Linked DNA regions of Homo sapiens: region 2 is linked to region 1. Evidence: chromatin contacts called from ENCODE Hi-C or POLR2A ChIA-PET data. All regions are on one chromosome and are shown on one strand. The core of a region is the stretch at or near the end of the contact, and the rest is flanking DNA. Distances in the headings are between cores, read along the strand shown.

Region 1 (5,554 bases), core at 1,696-4,195:
GCAAAGCCTCCATATACTCTTGTGCAATCTTAACACTTACTTAAATCATAGAAGCTCATAGAATCAAAAGTATACTTTTCATAAGAATTTTTAAACCCCAAAATTCCAAACAGGCAGAAATAAATATTACCTAGAGTTCTTGCAGATTTTTCAATGAATGCCTTCCTAATCAAAAGATTATAATTTAAATATTGATTAATTTATCTAGAATTTTAGAAGATTTAGAGTAATATCAACCCAGCTATGGGAAATACAAAAATAAATCATTAAACAAACATTTTATGACTCTTGCTATATCTCAGGAATTATACTGAAGTTTGACAAATAAACGTCTGACCACAAACAATCATAGACCCCTGCCCTCAAGGCTTCACAGTTGGGATATACCCTAAGCAATATCTATTTCAGTTAAGAACACATTGGGCTGCAAGTAACAGAAAATCCTCTGTAAACAGTAGAGTAGGCAACTTGGGAATTACTTTTTTCACATAACAAGAAGTCAGAATGCAACCTTTGGTTTGCCTACTCTATGATGCCATCAGGGACCTGTGTTTTTTCCTTCTTTTCAGCTCCTCTATCCTTAGTATGTTGGCCTCTGTTTCCATGATTGTCTCCTCATGGTGCAATTGAAGACAGTGGCTGTCCCAACCAAGTTTTTCCTCTTTACCAGTAAAGCAAAGGGTTTCTCAGAAATCCCACTCAGACTTTCCTTAGATCTTATTAACTGGAGAGTCAAAGGGCCACTTTTATCTAAAAGACTAAATGAGAACTAATGGGACAAGATCATCATGGCTGGCTTTTAAGTACAAGAATGACAGGAAAGTAATGGTTTAAAAAAATTAATATGGAAATGAAAGAGGAGAAAGGGAGTCAGTAAGACCAAGTGGAGCATTGCTAATATAATTCTGTCATAAGAACAAGAAGGTCTAGGTAATGGATCCTCTTATGATGGCTTAGTTTGTAATACCTTTCATGAAAGAAAAAACATTATGGACAGGTGGTCAGATACTTCCTAAACAACAGTCACAAGTTGCACTGCACTGTGGTGACTGGTATGTCTGTAGCTGCAGGTTAAGCACTATCTCAAGCATAGAGGTGACCCTTGGGGCAAGATAGTGCCTCTGAGCTTCTAAGGGTTACATGTTATAGGTCTGATTTCCACCTTATTCTATACACTCTCTGAAACTTCCAAAGATTCTGCTACATAAATCAACCTCATGCCCAAGTTGGTGGCAGCAGAAATGAACCTTAACTTAGCCCAAAAGGGTTTGAAGAGAACCAAGAAATAAAGCTAGAACCAGATCCAGCACTATCATTATTCTCATGCTACTTTTTAAAGTCTTGTCCACATTAGTCAGTGATAGAAAACTGATGTTAGGAACACTGAGCACCTAAGTGTCACTCACTCTGATCTCTAGTTGCTGCTTCTGATAAATTTCACCAATTAGCACAGGCTTAGAGTCAGATTATCTGGGTTTGAATACCAGTTCTGCTACTTGATAGTGGTGTAATCTTGGGGAAGTGCTTAAATTCTCTGTATTTTTCAATAAAATATTGATCACAATAGCACCTACCTCACAGAATTGTAGTGAGAAAGAAAGTGAGTTAATATTTGAAAGTCCTTGAAAAGTGTGTGGCACATGTCAGCCCTCCCGGAATGTCTGCTATTTTTATTACTGCAGCCATTATTATTCTGGTGTAGAGGTGAACTACCCTGCTTTGGAGGTCATAAAGACCTTGATTCAAATCCTGCCATTATCACTTACTATCCCTATGGCCCTGGACAAGTTAATTCATGGTTCTGAGCCTCAGTTTATTTATCTGTTAAAAAGGGATAATAATGCTTGTTTCATCAAGCTATGGCAAGTATTAAGATGGCATGTGACAGTGCTTAGCACAGGCCCTGACAAATAAGTAATTTGTATTCTTTTTTATCCTCCATGATACACTCTTTTCTCTGGGTTTATCACTAGAACTCCCCCGGGATGATCTGTTACTTATGACTAATCATACTCTGTGTACTTATACCACTAATATTATTTGAGTGAAACAAACTTAAATTCAGCATCAGGAACTACCTTGAAAGGAAAATAGACTCATAAGAGTAGTCTCTTCCAGTTTTGAGAAGAAAAGATGCCATCCTACAAGTATGGTAAAGGTCTTGATGAGGGAGGTAAGACCATGACAGTACCACCATGCCTTCGTCTCACTTCCCCACCACAACTGAGTGATCTAGCCACCCTCTAGAGTTGCTACCACCATTTGTTGGGAAGGCATGAAGTCAAAGAAAAGTTTGAGACCTGGGATAGTTGTCCCCATTTGTCATACCATTGGGATAGCTCTGATCGTCACATTCTTAGAAATGCAAATACTAAGCTCTGAGAAGATACAGTCTTCTTTGTGAATCACCTCCATCCCAATTTTTGACCTCACTTTTAGGTGGGATGTATCTACAGCACAGAGTCTGTGACTCTGAGATACATCAAAGACTATTTGGTGGCCCCTCCTGAAATCAGAAGAGGATGTAATTTGCTGTGGTTTTTGCAACTCTCTTACGCACAGTCCAAGCAAAGAACATTATAGTTTTAGAGTGGATGTGGCTGTCCTTACTCTGGTATACTCACAGGAGAAGGACATTGCTGTCTTCTTTCCTTCCATCTTTGATCACATCACTACTGTATTGTGACCTCTTCTTCCCAGAAGAACAACAGTTTTATCCTCTTAATCTTGTTCAAACTGCCTTCTAACACTGACCACCACCAAAAGATGTTGCTTCGAGAAGAGGCTGAATGGAGAACCTTAAATGCATGGGGAATATTCCTGAGTCTCATTGAAATCAGTTTATCCTGGGTATTACACTTGAATTTAAAGCAAATGTATGCACAGGCAATCCTGGGTGAGCTACTCTGAACAGGAGATGGCAGTAGCAGCCAAGGATTTGGGCAGCCCTTTCTAGTCCTAACAGAGGGGATTTCCTATTGGTTCATTGTCGATTCTGGACTGCAGTTTTGCCTCACCAAAGCCAAGGTGGCTAAATAATATGCCCAAGATCCCAGACCTTGCTGAATTTCACAACTATTGAAGAATTAGAAATTGCTCAAATTGAAGGCTGAACGACCAAGTGAACACTGTGGGGAGCTTTTACTAAGTCTCACTACAGAGGAAGGGAGGAGGCCTCCAGAAAACAAACAGATATGCCCACTTAGATTGGCATTAGTGGGTTTATTGGAAGGAGCAAGGATCGGAGATACAGTGCACATTCTTACTGAGACTTTGAGCAAGTCATTTAGCGAGGTGATTCAGCCCATGCTTTCATGTGGATTCAGGGAATAAAGAAGTCTTCCTCACAGGCTTTACAAAGGGTTCAGTAAGATAACAGCCAGGAAAACTCATTTTGTAAACTATGACATGCTATAAAAATACAAGAAGGACATTTTGGTTGGTTTTAGGTCATTTCTTTGAATTTGTCCTGGCGCCTCCAAATTTCCTAGACCACATTTTTTTCTTTCCTTTTCTTTCTTTTTTTTTTTTTTCCAAGTAATATGGTCAGAAGCTGTTTGACTATGAGTCTATTATTTCTCTGATAATTATAATTTCCCGGAGAGTTATGGCACACAAATTACTTTGTAATAGCTCTAAATTCTTTGCTTTATCCTGAGTCTACAATTATGCACTTATCCATGCTCCTGTCATCTGTGGTACTGATTTATGGAACCTCTGTTCTCTGATCTCCTCATTTCTTACCTCTGCCTCCTTTAAAACTCAAGAAATGTGGCAGCAAGGTCAAATTTCTCATCGGGCCAGCATTACATTCTCAGGTGTAATCATTACCGTCTTAATAAAGCAAGCAGTTAGTTCCACAATGGTCTGTTTAATCCACTAGATAATTGCTAAGCCTTAATTATATAACCCAGCATACTGTCCCTTGCTATAATTCCAGAACCACCATGTTGTGGTTTGAAACATCTATTAATTTGGTGCAAATATTAATTAAAAATTTATTTCTAGCCAAGAATATGATGGATCAAGTGCCATGTATTAAAAAAGGAAAATATAATTAATCTTAACCAATTTCACTTGGAGCAAAAACAATGTAACTGGAAAGTTTTCTGGTAACTGCCACACACTCACAGACTTTTTTCAAAATTTGAAAAAAGGTATGTCTAAATTTTAAAGTATTGCAGTATCAGTTTGGTATTATGGTAGAGGATTTATAAGCCATGCAACTGCACAAAATTTTTGATATCGTTAATAAGGCAAAGATATATTACTTCGCTTTGTTCTGCTTGTGACCTAGAGTGAATTTTATTCATAGCAAAATTAGACCTTACTAGCTTCTTATACCTGAATGGCCTAGAGGTAGAGAAATTTCCAGAACAGCCTTATTAGAGAGTGGGGTGCATGACAAGACCATAATCTAAAGCCAGTTTTCAGTTTTATTATTTACTTTGCTGCCTTGATCATTTTTCTGCACTCATTTGGCTTGAAGGCATAGACATTCCCTGTTGATTATCTCGGCTTGGCAGTGGGTTTCTGCTACACATTTTGATTCCTAATATGGTAGTAGGAGAGGATTTTGTATGAGTTCCAGCGAGTTTCTCTGGGCTTGTGGAATGCAGCAAGGAAAGAATCCTACAGAGATGAAAACATGAACATTTGCATTGATTAAAGAGAAAAAGGAAAGAAAGAAAAAGTATCACTCTAAACTGTTTTTTTTCCTTTTCTTACTCTGTTCACTTCACTTCTAATAATGTCTTACACTTTTGGGGGTGGGAGGAATTAATGCTGTGTGTTCTTTTATTGCTCATATCTTCATGGCCATTTCAAAAATTATTTTGAAATGCTGAGTGTGTTTACAGAGGCAGTGTTAACAAAATAGTTTTCATCATCATCAAGGTTTGAATCCCTGAAGCACCCTATCCCTCTGTTCTACAAATTAGCCACATGAAGAAAACTGAGAGAATAAGTTTCATGTTGCTAAAAGAGAATAATAGGCTGATCATGTATATTCACAGGGTACAAATTACATTGTCTTAATTTTGCAGCAATATGAACTATTACTAAAGAAATACCTTACTTGCCTATCCATCTATTGATTGTGTTGGAGTTCAATACAGTTTTTCTCTCAGGGTCATAAAGCCATTCACAGAATCAGGGGTGTTCAAGGGCGAGAATTCAGTCATGGGTTCTTAGTTTGTGTTTCTGGTTGGGCCAGTAAAGCCCCTTCCTCATCTCTCTTTTCCACTTATCACTACAGATGCAGACTTAAAACCATGGCTTCAGGCTGTTCAAAGTCAAAAAAAAAAAAAAAAAAAAAACAGAACGACAATAATAACAACAAAATAAAGCAGGTTATACAAGCTCGTATGCATCTCAGATGAAGAACTTTCCTCTAGTAATAGGCTCCTTTTCCCTAAATGTATTTACTGAAGGCCTCTGTATTTTAATAAGCTATATTTTCACTGGTTTTAAAACTTCATTATTTTCACCATTATTCACATCCATTTAATGTGTTACTTTTCTATAATTAAGCATTACATTTGGCAGTTATGCC
Region 2 (5,554 bases), core at 2,177-4,676, 160 kb after region 1:
TTGTTAAGAAGTCCTGCTAGTCCTTAAGGGAAATAATCTCTTCTTACTCTGTGCTTGTTCACATTATTTCTATACTCTGACTAAATGTAAACTTACCGAAGACAGAAACAATCTGATTCATGTTAGTCCTGCCTTGGGCATCTATAGTTGCCTGCCCAATAAATAGTAGAGTTTAAATGAGTAATTTTCAAACTTTGGGTGCATGAGAACCTTGAGTAGATCCTATTAAGAGGACAAAGATCTATTAAGAGAACAAAGATCTATAACCCACACCCCAAAAAACGACTCAGTAGATCTGAGTTTGATCTAGTGCTTATGTGAAATATTCAACAAAAGTTTACTAAATATGCAATAGGTATTATAAACTCCACCTTACAGACAAGGAAATAGAGCCGTCAGTATGTAAAGTAACTTGCTAAAAGTCATAAAACTTAGATGAGTCAGCATAAGTACAATAGACAAGGTCTCTCACTCATTCATTCCTGTATTCACTTATTCAACAGGTATCTGAATACCTCCTACAGCCTTTCTCAAGGGAAATGCATTCAGATAACAAAAATCAATTATTTCTGTACCATTAGCTGACAGTCCTGAAAAGCTTCCCTCTACCAATGTAGTACTGGAATATACATCAAAAGGGATGCAAATCAAGAAGAAAAAAGGGATGTTCTAGTTTTATTTCTAGAGATAGCAGCAACTATTTTAGAAATAGCTGTTTCCTTTGGACACTGAATTTTTTTTCAATGGGGAATAATATTTTAAAAGGCGTTTTTTCTAGGCCTGGCACAGAGGCTCAAAACGCCTGTAATCCTAACAGTTTGGGAGGCCAAGGTGGATGGATTGCTTGAGCTCAGGAGTTCAAAACCAGCCTGGGCAACAAGGGGAAACCCCAACTCTACAAAAAATACAAAAATTAGCTGGGCATGATGGCAAGAGCCTGTAGTCCCAGCTACTTGTGGGGGCTGAGGCATGAAGATCACTTGAGCCTGGGAGGTGAAGGCTGCAGTGAGCTGAGATTGTGCCAGTGCACTCCAACTTGGGTGACAATTTAAGTAAGACCCTGTCTCAAAAAAAGTGTGCCTTTTAAATGTCTTTTTCTGTTTAATGTCTTGGTCATCTTTTCACTGTCCAGAAAATTCATCTACCTCTTTAAATCTGTATTATCTTTGGTAATCCCTATCAATCTGTATTAAAAGTCCCCAATATTTTTATTAATAGTTAAAAAGACTCTGTTTCCTGCTTCTTCTGTTTAATCTCACTCATGGAAAAATAGTTCCTACTAGGTCTGAATTTTTTTTTTTTTAGACAGGGTCTCACTCTGTCACCTAGGCTGCAGTGCAGTGACACAATCTCCACTCACTGCCACCTCCACCTCCCAGGCTCAAGCAATACTCCCACCTCAGCCTCCCGAGTAGCTGGGACCACAGACATGTACCACCATGCCCAGCTAATTTTTTGTAATTTTATTAGAGATAGCATTTCATCATGCTGCCCAAGCTGATGTCAAACTCCTGGGCTCAAGTGATCTGCCTGTGTTCGCCTCTCAAAATGCTGGGATTGATTATAGGTGTGCACCACCCTGCCTGGCCCTGAACTTAGAGATTAAACTTTATTTCTTATATTCCACAAATTTCACATAATCACAAGTAAACATCTCATGTTTATGCTGAGCAGAGTGAGAGGTGACAGCGTGCTGGCAGCCCTCGCAGCCCTCACTCGCTCTCAGTGCCTCCCCGGCCTCTGCACCCATTCTGGCCACGCCTGAGGAGCACATCAGCCTGCCGCTGCACTGCGGGAGCCCTTCTCTGGGCTGGCCGAGGCCAGAGCTGGCTCCCTCAGCTTGCGGGGAGGTGTGGAGGGAAAGGCACAGGTGGGAACCAGGGCTGCAGGCAGTGCTTGCGGGTCAGCTAGAGTTCTGGGTGGGTGTTGGCTCGGCGGGCCCTGCACTCGGAGCGGCCCCAGGCAGTGAGGGGCTTAGCACCCGGGCCAGCAGCTGCGGAGGGTGCGCTGGGTCCCCCAGCAGTGCCAGCCCACCGGCCCTGCACTCGATTTCTTGCCAGGCCTTAGCTGCCTCCCCGTGGGGCAGGGGACCTGCATCCTGCCATACCTGAGCCTCCCCCACCCCCGCCCCGCCGTGGGCTCCTGCATGGCCTGAGCCTCCCCGACGAGTGCTGCCCCCTGCTCCATGGCACCTGGTCCCATCGACCGCCCAAGGGCTGAGGAGTGTGGGCACACGGCGTGGGACTGGCAGGCAGCTCCACCTGTGGCCCCGGTGTGGGATCCACTGGGTGAAGCCAGCTGGGCTCCTGAGTCTAGTGGGGACTTAGAGAAACTTTATGTCTAGCTAAGGGATTGTAAATACACCAATCAGCACTCTGTATCTAGCTCAGGGTTTGTAAATACACCAATTGACACTCTGTATCTAGCTAATCTAGTGGGGACGTGGAAAACTTTTGTGTCTGTCTCAGGGATTGTAAACACACTAATCAGCACCCTGTCAAAACGGACCAATCAGCTCTCTGTAAAACAGACCAATGGGCTCCCTGTAAAATGGACCAATCAGCAGGACGTGGGTGGGGCCAGATAAGAGAATAAAAGCAGGCCGCCTGAGCCAGCAGTGGCAAGCCACTGGGGTCCCCTTTCACACTGTGGAAGCTTTGTTCTTTTGCTCTTTACAATAAATCTTGCTACTGCTCTTTGGGTCCACACTGCCTTTATGAGCTGTAACACTCACCATGAAGGTCTGCAGCTTCACTCCTGAAGCCATCAAGACCACAAAACCACCGGGAGGAACGAACAACTCCAGACGCGCCGCCTTAAGAGCTGTTTAACACTCACCACGAAGGTCTGCAGCTTCACTCCTGAGCCAGTGAGACCACGAACCCACCAGAAGGAAGAAATTCCGAACACATCCGAACATCAAAAGGAACAAACTCTGGACACGCTGCCTTTAAGAACTGTAACACTCGCCGTGAGGGTCCACGGCTTCATTCTTGAAGTCAGTGAGACCAAGAACCCACCAATTCCAGACACAAGAGTACTGACCTACTTACTAGAGTGTATTCATCAGATATGTAGAGTCTAATAATGGTAAGTATAAGATCCAACATAAGGAAAAAATACAACATGAAGAAATTGTCCTGTGTGTATAATTTCAAATTAATACATATAATTGGACAAATAAAATATCCACTTCCCAATTAAAGTCTTTTTCTAGGTCATAAAATAAACCTTACTTTCAAACTTGTGCAATTCAGCAGAAAAAAATGTTTTGTTCTAGACCCTTTCAAGTGCCCCGTGACCTTCTCCCGCAATGATTAAAAAAAAAAAAAACCCTATTGCCAACATCTATACTTGCTGCCTTAAAGCATGCGTATGCAAATCAATAAAAAATGCTTCTTGTTGTACAGGAACAGGAGCAGGTCAGTAGACAAGGAACTTCCTGCTTTGGTATGCTTCCTGTTTTCTGCTATCAGGACATACCTGTAAGTAGTAATCAGGATCACTGAAAAAACAAATTGAGAAGTAGAGAAAAAAAATGACTTGTTGCCAACCCACGTGAATTCAAGCTAATTCATCCTGTTTATTTAGTTCCTGTTTCAGCTTGGTTAATGACACTTCCCTGGAATGTATTTGTTTAGGAGTCCAAGCAGAGACATTTCTTACTAGGAAAACAGGCCCAGGGTGAACCCAGAGATTTAGAGGAAAAGAAACCTAACGGGGAAATATTTTAAGCTTCTCAAGTAAACTAACTCAAGAAACTTTCTTTCTAAAAGATGTTTTCCTTTACCCAAGATTTTGTTCAATATTTCTTCAGTAGCTACAATTTACCAGGGACTGTAGAGATTACATCTGTGTCAATACATACTGCATTCTTTTTTAGAACAGAGTTCTGATTTACTTCAATTGGGTTTCTAAGAGACATAGAGTCTTCCTAGAAAAGCAGAAATTTATGACCAGAAGGCAGTTTTGTTAATAGTCCAGAAGCTTCCTTATAACCTTTTTTTAAAAAAAGATTTTCAGGAAAGACAACCATTACAATCTTCTCAACTTCGCTACTGATATAAACCATATTATCCATGAAAATGCATTGTTTCACACAATTTACATGCATTATCTCATTTGTTCTTCACGATGACCCAACCAAGTTAGGCACTATTTTGTCCTTGCTGTAGAAGAGGAAACTGTAAAGCAACTTGCCCTACCTGACAGAGCTAGTAGTGGTAGAGCCAGGATTTGAATTCAAGTAGGTCTAACTTGGAAGCTAGTGCTCAAGTGTGTCTGATTTGGAAGCTACCACTTCATTAGGTGGTGCTTGTACAAACAGCCTTAAATACAGCACTCAGGTGTAATAACCATGGTTCAGTCAGATGTTGAATGCATTTTTCTAAATATTTCTCTGATTGAAACCAATCTCTCCATCTCAATTCCTTCAAAGCTTGCCTTAAATACTAGATCCTAAAGAAGTCCCTCCTAGTCCTTTAAGGAACGAATTAATCTCTCTCCTTTGCTTGTGCACATTCTGTTCTCTATATGTAAGCTTTTTTGAGAATGGAACCAGGCTGATTTCCTATGCACTCCTGGTGCTTCTCATACAGAAGTAAAAGGACCATATCATACTTAAAGAAACAGGCCTCCAACAGCTGTTTGTAATGCTGAATTCAAATCATGTTCTAAAGAGGCAAGAATAAATAAGCATTAATTTCTACTCTGCTCAAAAAATAGTTTTTATAACTTCCTATACCATATGGCTTGATAGTATTTTGTAATCCCTAGTCTTTCTTCTAAACAGACCTGTGCTGCAGACTAATTTTATTAGTGGTTAGATACCTCAGTTTTCAGGTACTGGTAAATATCTGATTTAATTTATATCATCATGAGATCTCAAATAAATAAAATATCTCCCTCAGCCTTATTTCCCCATCTTCAAATAGATTGATCAACTTCTAAACAGTCAGGAAGACGTTATAAACTCATGTGAGGCCAAATAACAGAAACTTCTCAAGTATCCTAAGGAGGGAATTTAAGTTGTTTTAAGAGTTTTTAAAAATCAATGTATAAAAGGCTAAATAAATACTATTCTAAGTTAATAAATGAGCCAGGTACAGTAAATCCCCCAAACTGGATCTAATTCCCCAACATGTTCTCCTCAAATGAAATAAATCTTTACATAAGAATCACAACAAAATAATAAAATGTCGGCCAGGCGCAGTGGCTCATGCCTGTAATCCCAGCACTCTGGGAGGCTGAAGCGGGTGGATCACCTGAGGTCAGCAGATCGTGACCAGCCTGGCCAACATGGTGAAACCCCATCTCTACTAAAAAATACAAAAAATTAGCCGAACATGGTGGCACACGCCTGTAATCCCAGCTACTCTGGAGGCTGAGGCAGGAGAATCGCTTGAACCTGGGAGGCGGTGGTTGCAAGTGAGCCGAGACTGCGCCACTGCACTCCAGCCTAGGTGATAGAGCGAGACTCCATCTCAAAAAAAAAAAAAAAAAAGAATAAAGTGTCTTGACCATTCAATTCCCCCCTCCACCCACCAAAACAGTA

What was found. A loop is a pair of places that touch in the nucleus more often than their neighbours do. ChIA-PET counts read pairs that join two places held with the same protein, here RNA polymerase II (POLR2A). Pooled maps may share reads with other maps.
Region 2: a loop to region 1 is called in a pooled map, with 2.5 times the contacts of the local background. The contact joins two enhancer-like sites. A Hi-C loop is called at or near these places in 7 of 168 maps with a recorded cell type or tissue (Caco-2, Caki2, adrenal gland and 4 more) and 7 of 50 pooled maps. POLR2A ChIA-PET finds 5 or more read pairs at or near these places in 1 of 52 experiments (PC-9).

What each region holds. Positions count from the first base shown.
Region 1 is chr12:79,405,211-79,410,764 of GRCh38, forward strand. The region is part of intron 9 of SYT1 (synaptotagmin 1); the gene reads left to right. Among named protein-coding and RNA genes, the nearest start is that of MIR1252, 11 kb to the right of the region's middle. Within about 2 kb of position 2,946, at least 8 of the 41 ENCODE cell types and tissues checked have a DNase peak (open chromatin) inside an H3K27ac peak, as active enhancers do.
Region 2 is chr12:79,563,110-79,568,663 of GRCh38, forward strand. No RefSeq gene overlaps it. Among named protein-coding and RNA genes, the nearest start is that of PPP1R12A-AS2, 120 kb to the right of the region's middle. Within about 2 kb of position 3,427, at least 4 of the 41 ENCODE cell types and tissues checked have a DNase peak (open chromatin) inside an H3K27ac peak, as active enhancers do.